2 separate regions of the Homo sapiens genome follow, and region 1 is linked to region 2. A link is a contact called in ENCODE Hi-C or POLR2A ChIA-PET data. All regions are on one chromosome and are shown on one strand. The core of a region is the stretch at or near the end of the contact, and the rest is flanking DNA. Distances in the headings are between cores, read along the strand shown. Region 1 has its middle 72 kb from the start of C9orf85. Region 2 overlaps C9orf85 (chromosome 9 open reading frame 85).

Region 1 (4,003 bases), core at 1,503-4,002, 40 kb after region 2:
AGCCTTCATTGTGCTGTAAAGTCAGTTAAATTGTATGAAAGCTTTTCTCATAGTGATAATTGTCTCTATATTTTTAAAATGCTTTATCGAGGCATAATTTACATGTGTAAGACTCACCAATTTTAAGTGTATAATTTAACGATTTGGTAAATAGACAAGCATTGTGCATTTATCACCACAATCCAGTTTTAGAACATTTCCATCATCCCAAAATGATCCCTCATGCTCATTTGTAGCCACTCCCCATTCCCACTCCCCAGCCCCAAGCAACTTAATCTTTTGTGTGTCCATAAAATTGCCTTTTATGAACCTTTCATATAAATGACATCATAAAATATGTAGTCTTTGAGTCTAGCTCCATTCACCTTACATGACATTTTTGAGGTAGAGCCATGTTAAAACATGTACCGATAGTTCATCATTTTTTTTTTTTCTGAATAGCATTCCATTGTATGGACATACTAATTTTGTTTACCCCTTCAAATTTGGATTGTTTCCACTTTGGGCTATTATGAATGATACTGTTGTGAACACTTGCATGCAAACTCTTTGTGTGGACATATGTTTTCATTTTTCGTGGATATATATACCTAAGAGGGAGATTAGATTGCTGGATTGTGTGGTAAATTCATATTTAGTTTTTAAGGAACCACCAAACTTGTGGTAATAGCTGCACCCTTTTACAATCCTAGAGCTTTGTGAGGACTCCACACTGAGGAGGCTCAAGATCCTCGCCAACACTTGTAATTGTCAGTGCATTTTGATTTATTGTCATTCTAGTGTGTGTGAAGTCTCACTGTGGTTTTAATTTGTATATTTCTTTTTTTTTTTTTTTTTTTTTCAGATGGAGTCTCCCTCTGTTGCCCAGGCTGGAGTGCAGTGGCAGGATCTTGGCTCACCACAACCTCCGCCTCCCTTGTTCAAGTGATTCTCCTGCCTCAGCCTCTCGAGTAGCTGGGACTACAGGCGCACACCACCATGCCCAGCTAATCTTTGTATTTTTAGTAGAGATGGGGTTTCACTATGTTGGCCAGGCCGGTCTCGAACTCCTGACCTCATGATCTGCCTGCCTCAACCTCCCAAAGTGCTGGAATTACAGGTGTGAGCCATCATGCCTGGCCTAATTTGTATATTTCTAATGACTCATGATGTTGACTGAGCATCTTTTCTTTTCTTTTCTTTTTTTTTTTCCTTGTTTTTTGAGATGGAGTCTTGCTCTATAGCCCGGGCTGGAGTGCAGTGGCACCATTTCAGCTCAATGCAACCTCTGCCTCCTAGGTTCAAGTGATTCTCCTGCCTCAGCCTCCCGAGTAGCTGGGATTACAGGCACACACCACCATGCCCAGCTAATTTTTGTATTTTTAGTAGAAACAGGTTTTCACAATGTTGGCCAGGATGGTCTCCATCTACTGACCTTGTGATCCGCCCCCCTAGGCCTCCCAAAGTGCTGGGCTTACAGGCATGAGCCACTGCACCCAGCCGACTGAACATCTTTTCATGTGTTTATTAGCCAATCCTATATCTTCACTGGTGAAATGTCTATTCAGATGTGTTGCCCATTTTAAAAATTGGGTTGTTTTCTTACCATTGAGTTATGAGTCTTTTATATATATTCTAGATACAAGTCCTTTATCAGATATAATTTGGAAATATTTTCTCGCTGTCTGTAATGTGTTATACATCAATTTTGAGATATCCTTCACATTAAGAAACTAACGGTGTGGATAATAATCCTGGTATTGACAGAGGTTTGGACTCCTGAAGCCTGAAAGTCTATCTGCTGCCACGCCTGGGCACATACTGCATCATTTACAAAACTGTAGAGCACCTGTTGTGTGTGCAGTTGTGATTTCTTATAGATTTTTAGAATTGGAAGGCATGTAAAGAACACGTAATCTGGTACATTGCTTCAGTAGGTAAGTCAGTATGAACTTCTAAGAATTTTTGTTTTCTTCTGTATTGGGTCTATTGTGGGTATGTCCAACGTGACAGGGGAGGTAAGGGAAGTGGCATCCCCTGAGATAGTGACTGAAATGGCTTTCATCATCTTTAAGTCAAAGTGAGATGCCAGTAATAGGATATATGTATGTATGTACTTGTGTCTCTGTATGTATGTAAATAAACAAACATGCTGGAAGGAGGAGGTGATTCAATCAGGGACTTTGTGAAAGAAAAAAAGAATAACTGGACCTTCCTTTAATGATGAAAACTGTTTATACAGCAAACCATCAAAGCCAAAATGTGAATTTTGGTATTAGCCCGATTTTTCCTAAGAAACTGTTGATGTAACCACTGTAGTTGCAGAGATCGTTTTGGTATATTCTAGACCCTCTTTGTTTTGTTCTGTTTGGGGTTTCTTCCCCCTCAAGTTGCTCTTGTCCACCACTAGACTGGCTGCCTTTTATTCCATAGCAGACAGTCCTTAAGTCTTTGCATATGTCCTTATTCAAAAATTAATCTTCATCAGTTTTTTTCTGCAGAAAACAGTTTTTTAAATATCTTACATGAGAATGCTCTGCACCTGCAATCTCTGGTTGATGCAGTTTCCTTTCTCTCTTCTCTGTTCCCATTGGTAGAATAAATCTGCTCCTTCTTAAATCCTGAGCTGAAAATGTCCACACTTCCCAGAAGTGTACTTTAGAATCACCTGTAACATGTATTTAAAATACAGATTCCCCAGCTCCACGGGCAAAGCTCTCCTGCCATGTGACACCCTGATACAGTTCAGGGAGCCACTAAGGCAGGCCAAAATGGCTCAGCAGGCAAAGGTCCAAGCTGCCAGGGTAGTGTGTCATTACAGCATGCTTAGCATAGCTAGGAGGACAGGCTCACACCCAGCCCCACAGCTGTTGCGCTACAGACTCAGGCACAGGGCTGTCTAACTGGCAGATGTGGGCCACAACTGTTGGAGACAAGCCAGCCATATTTGGGAAAATCTTATTGTAAGGGGCAAGTGTGAGTGAGATTTAGGAGTCATGGGAAAATACACCAACACAGTAAATCTTGTGTTATAGGAGAGATGTGGAAGAAAGAGATAAACTACTGGCCAGGGTGTCTCCTGACTGGGTGACTTGCCACCACATGGGCCAGGCAGGTTGCGGCAGCTCTGCCTTTGGGAGGTGGCTGGAGGAGGGGAGGAGAGAGAGGCATGATGAAGACAGATGCACCCTTTCCTGAGCAGGGGTTAACATTCAGGGTGCCGAAAGGAATTCCACAGCCTGTTTCCCATCTCTCTTGTCCTCATCAAGTACTGGTCCTCGTGTATGTGTTCTGCTTCCGCTTTCTCAGGATGTTTACGTTTTTGCAAATACGTTTATGGAAAAGAGTTACCTCACCCACCTCTCCAAACATCTATTTGTTTTACATTTTTATTGCGGGGGAGTGATCTCTTTACATAGCTTCAAATGGCATAACATTCAGCAGTATCCAAGCTTAGATATATCTGATGAGAGGAAAGTAATTGTGAGGCCTTTGTTCTAGTTACAACTTTGTCACTATCTGACTCCATGACTCCAGCAAATTGCTTCAACTGTCTGGCCTGCAGTTTTTTTCTTGCGTTAAATAACAGACTTAGTCTAGATCGGTGGTTCTTATCATGTGGTTTCTGGACTAGCAGCATCAATATTACCTGGGAAACTTGTTAGAAATGCAAATTCTTGGGCTCTGCCCTAGACCTACTGAAACATACTCTGTGGGCGGGGCCCAGCAATCTGTGTTTGAAACGCGATTCTGATTATTTGACAAAAGTTTGCAAACCACTGGTCTAGATAAGTAGCTCTTAGCCTTGGCTGCACATTAAAATCATCTGGGCAACTTTTATAACCTACCAATCCTGGCCTCTTCCTCCAAAGATTCTGACTTAAATGGTTTCAGATGGGGACCATTGTTATGCGGTTATAGCCGACGCCTAGGTGCTACCTGAGGTCTTCAAAGCTAAAGGTCAGTGTTTCCCAGCCGTAAATGCATACCTCTAGACCTGGCCTTCTCAAGCCACTAGGTGTTG
Region 2 (4,239 bases), core at 1,154-3,653:
CTCTATTTTTTGGTTGTGTTTTGTAAGATACTTTATGTCCAACAATGTTCTAGCCATATTTAAAGGAATTTAAATAATGTAGTTTATGATTTGAAACTCACAGGCTAAAGCCAGGTGCTGTGGCTCACACCTGTAATCCAAGCACCTTGGGAGGCCAAGGTGGGCGGATCACTTGAGGTCAGGAGTTCGAGACCAGCCTAGCCAACATGGCAAAACCCTGTCTCTACTAAAAATACAAAAATTAGTTAGGCATGGTGGCGTGTGCCTGTAATCCTAGCTACTCAGGAGCCTGAGGTAGGAGAATCACTTGAACCTGGGAGACAGAGGTTGCAGTGAGCCAAGATCATGCCACTGCACTCCAGCCTGGGCAACAGAGTGAGACTCCGACTCAAAAAAAAAAAAAAAAGGAAGCAGCAGCCTAAAAGTCAGATTTTCACATTATTGTTATTAGTCACGTGAGTTCTTGCCCCCAAATCCAGGGATCTTTTATCCTCTAGCCAAATTTAGAATAAGGGACTCTTTCCAGCAAATTTCAAAGTACCTACTTTTAAATATGATTAAATAAGATATAAAAGTTTCTATTTCTGGAGTAACATTGTTACAGCAGTAGTGGCATAAAATACCTTATTTTAGGAGAAGAGTACTGCAGGGAAAAGAACAAAGCCAGTTTATGGAAATAGATTTTTAGCATTGGAATTGGCATTGGCATTTTTCTTTGAGAATTTCATTTTTTTAATTCTGTTTTTGTTTGTTTTTTGTTTTCAGTTAAGAGGAGTAAACAGGCCTTTGTTTTACCTTTGGCAATTCTGAAAGAATTATGTACAAAAAAAACCTAAGGAAAAATTATTTTAGTTGCTTTTGAATGGTATTCAAATTTCTTTTCAACTACCGTAGTATCTTCCTTCTGTTAAATGATACTTTATAAAATATTTTTCAGCATCAGCATGTTGATACAGATATAATATTTACAATTTGCTCTTGCTACCTTCTTGGGAGTTGAAGTCCTTTCTCGCCCAGCTTCTTTTTTTTGTTTTTTGTTTTTTTTTTGAGAAGGAGTTTCGCTCTTGTTGCCCAGGCTGGAGTGCAATGGCACGATCTCAGCTCACTGCAACCTCCAAATGCCAGGTTCAAAGGATTCTCCTGCCTCAGCCTCCAGCGTAGCTAGGATTACAGGCATGCGCCAGCACCCCGGCTAATTTTGTACTTTTAGTAGAGACGGGGTTTCTCCATGTTGGTCAGGCTGTTCTTGAACTCCCAATCTCAGGTGATCTGCCTGCCTCGGCCTCCCAAAGTGCTGGGATTACAGGTGTGAGCCACCGCACCCGGCCCTTTCTCACCCAACTTCTGTATGGCATTACTGTGTTAAAGATATATTGTTTGACAACAAATAGAATGCTTAAAGCAGCAATAACAACACTGACTCTAAAATATATGTTGTATAGGCCGGGTGCGGTGGCTCACGCCTATAATCCCAGCACTTTGGGAGGCCAAGGCAAGTGGATCACTTGAGGCCAGGAGTTCGAGACCAGCCTGGCCAAATGGCGAAACCCCATCTCTACTAAAAATACAAAAATTAGCTGGCATGCTGGTGCACGCCTGTAATCCCAGCTGCTCAGGAGGCCGAGACAGGAGGATTGCATGAACCCAGGAGGCAGAGGTTGCAGTGAGCTAAGATTGCCCCACTGCACACCAGTCTGGGCAACAGAGTGAGACTCTGTCTCAAAAAAAAAAAAAAGTTGTAGGAATGATGGCTAAGACATTTTTAAGACGTTATGTATATATTAAGTAGGCATGTTTTTTGATGTTCCTTAAGTTTATTCTAACTTTGAAAAGTATTCATTTGATAAGTAAGGGTTTCTTCTTTCACTGATTCCTAAGTTCAGTGGACTCTTCCACTGAAGATTTTTTTTTTCTTCACAAATCTGGAAAGTAGCTTGTTGAACGAACTAAATGACCTTTATAGGCTTTTGTATTTATAAAACTTTTGATTTTATATTTGGACAGACTTAAGTTTTAACCTTAATTACCTATGATCTTCTACCATGAGGGATACACTAAAAGTAATTGCCAAAATAGGGTTAATTGTAAATATAAATGTGAATAAGGTTAGATTGTCATTTCCTTCCCCCCAGGCAGAAGGATTCCTAGAACTAGGATTAACTTTCTTTGCTCACATCTCTGGAATTCACTTCTGTTTTGCCAAAGAATGGTAAAACAGGTATATACTTTTCTTTCTTCTGCACCTATTTTTAAGTGAAAAGTACTATTCTTTCTCATTCTTACTCTCATTAATTTCTTAACACATAAAAATCAAGTTTAATTTGATAGTAGTGCCTGTTAGTCATATGAACCCTGTACAACATATCTATTTATACTGCTTCACACATCACTCACAGGACAAGTTCCCACAAAGACCTGTTTTGTTCTACTGTTGATCCACCCTAAAGAAACCAGTTTCCAAACTCTGCACAGCTTTGTAAATCAAGATGAACTGGTCAGAAATTGGATACAGAAACAAACAAGGAACCAAAGAATGCTTCCTAGTTAACAAGCAGAATGTGTTATATACAATAAAATTGCAGGTAGTGAAATGTCTGTGTTCTAAGAATGTTCCAATTAGGAAGTTAATATCACATTCATATTGAAGTCATAGTTCAAAGTCATTCAGTTAAGGAAATATAAGTAATGCTTAGTAAGATGTTCTAGACGACAGAGAAGACAAATGATGAATGTGAACTTTGCTTCTGCATTTCTTAGCTAGCTTTGTCCATGATAACTATTAATAAGTACAAAGGTTGAGAGGACGAAGAGTTTGGTGTGTAGGCACAGATTTCCTTCTTTCTGGCAACAGTTAGGGGCCTAGAGTAAGCAGGGGATATAGTAGCATGCAGAACTGGGACTCTCCATCTATGTCCAGAAGGAAGGAATGCACCCATACACAATTTGTAAGTAACAGAATGTATTTCTCATCACAAAGTTAAACATAATATATTCACACTTCCTGATGGTGAAGATTCCTTGAAGAAAGAGAAAAATTAAATAAAATGAAATATATTCACAGCTTAATTTATGGTTTTTCACAATATTTCTAAAATATTTTCTCATTGAATAAATGTTTTATCAAATATTTTATCTTTTTGTTTAGAACTTTCAAGAATATCAAGCGCTGTTCAAAAATTGTTTCTTTCAGATGATCTGATGTAAACATTGTGCTTTTAACTTAATATCTAATAGCCTCCCAAAGAATCTGCATACTTGTGGTGCATTTCTTTCTCCCCTTGAGAAATTTTAAAAGAAAACAAAAGAAGCAAAGAAAATTTTAAATGTCTTCTGCTCATTATTCCAACAATAGGCAAAGACCAAGCTTTCACAGCCAAAGCAAACTAGAGAATTCTCAGAGTACTCAGTGAAAATATATAGTCTGTGTCCTGAATCAAATGAGTATGTTACAAAAATATAAAACTATTAGAGAAAATACATGACACATTTAAATTTTTCCTATCTTCCTTCTTTCCCAACACATTTTGAAAAGAAAATTACAATAAAAAACTTTTCCTTATAAAGCCCTTTCTCCACTACAGATATTTACATACAAATACATATTATTTAAGTTTGAAGAAACCAAGTTAGTAGGGGGAACTTTTCTAAAACTTTTTTAACATGAGAATTCAAAAGCATAAAACTGAAAAATGAAATGCCTTTTTGCTTCCAGCTGCTTCTCCCTGGCACCCCTTCCTCAAATTTCAGTCTCTGTTCTCTTCAACAAACTGACAATTCAGGACAGCCCAATTTCTCAGTTTAATTCCAACTCACGGGGAGGATTTGAATTGTTGAAATGATAGTCTTCAAATATGAGCAAGGTTTTCTTTTCTATTATTATGTTTTTATTGAGATATAACTTACATACTATGAAATACACATATCTTAACTGTGCAGTTTTGAGTTTTGACACATATATACATCAGAATCAATGGGAAGGTTAAAAATTTTCTAGATGAGGGCCAGGCCCCAGTGGCTCATGCCTGTAATCCCAGCACTTTGTGAGGCCGAGGCGGGTGAATCATGAGCTCAGGAGTTCAAAACCACCCTGGGCAACATGGTGAAACCCTGTCTCTACTAAAATACAAAAAATTAGCTGGGCATGGTGGCACGCGCCTGTAATCCCAGCTACTCAGGAGGCTGAGGCAGGAGTATTGCTTGAGCCCCAGGAGGTGGAGGTTGCAGTGAGCCAAAATTGTG

The links. A loop is a pair of places that touch in the nucleus more often than their neighbours do. ChIA-PET counts read pairs that join two places held with the same protein, here RNA polymerase II (POLR2A). Pooled maps may share reads with other maps.
Region 1: a loop to region 2 is called in a map of IMR-90, with 3 times the contacts of the local background. The contact joins two enhancer-like sites. A Hi-C loop is called at or near these places in 4 of 168 maps with a recorded cell type or tissue (IMR-90, breast epithelium, gastrocnemius medialis and 1 more) and 2 of 50 pooled maps. POLR2A ChIA-PET finds 5 or more read pairs at or near these places in 2 of 52 experiments (HEK293 and MCF 10A).

Annotation. Positions count from the first base shown.
Region 1 is chr9:71,981,813-71,985,815 of GRCh38, forward strand. It overlaps a transcript of C9orf85 not described here. Among named protein-coding and RNA genes, the nearest start is that of C9orf85, 72 kb to the left of the region's middle. Within about 2 kb of position 2,753, at least 5 of the 41 ENCODE cell types and tissues checked have a DNase peak (open chromatin) inside an H3K27ac peak, as active enhancers do.
Region 2 is chr9:71,942,513-71,946,751 of GRCh38, forward strand. The region is part of intron 1 of C9orf85 (chromosome 9 open reading frame 85); the gene reads left to right. Among named protein-coding and RNA genes, the nearest start is that of C9orf85, 33 kb to the left of the region's middle. Within about 2 kb of position 2,404, at least 4 of the 41 ENCODE cell types and tissues checked have a DNase peak (open chromatin) inside an H3K27ac peak, as active enhancers do.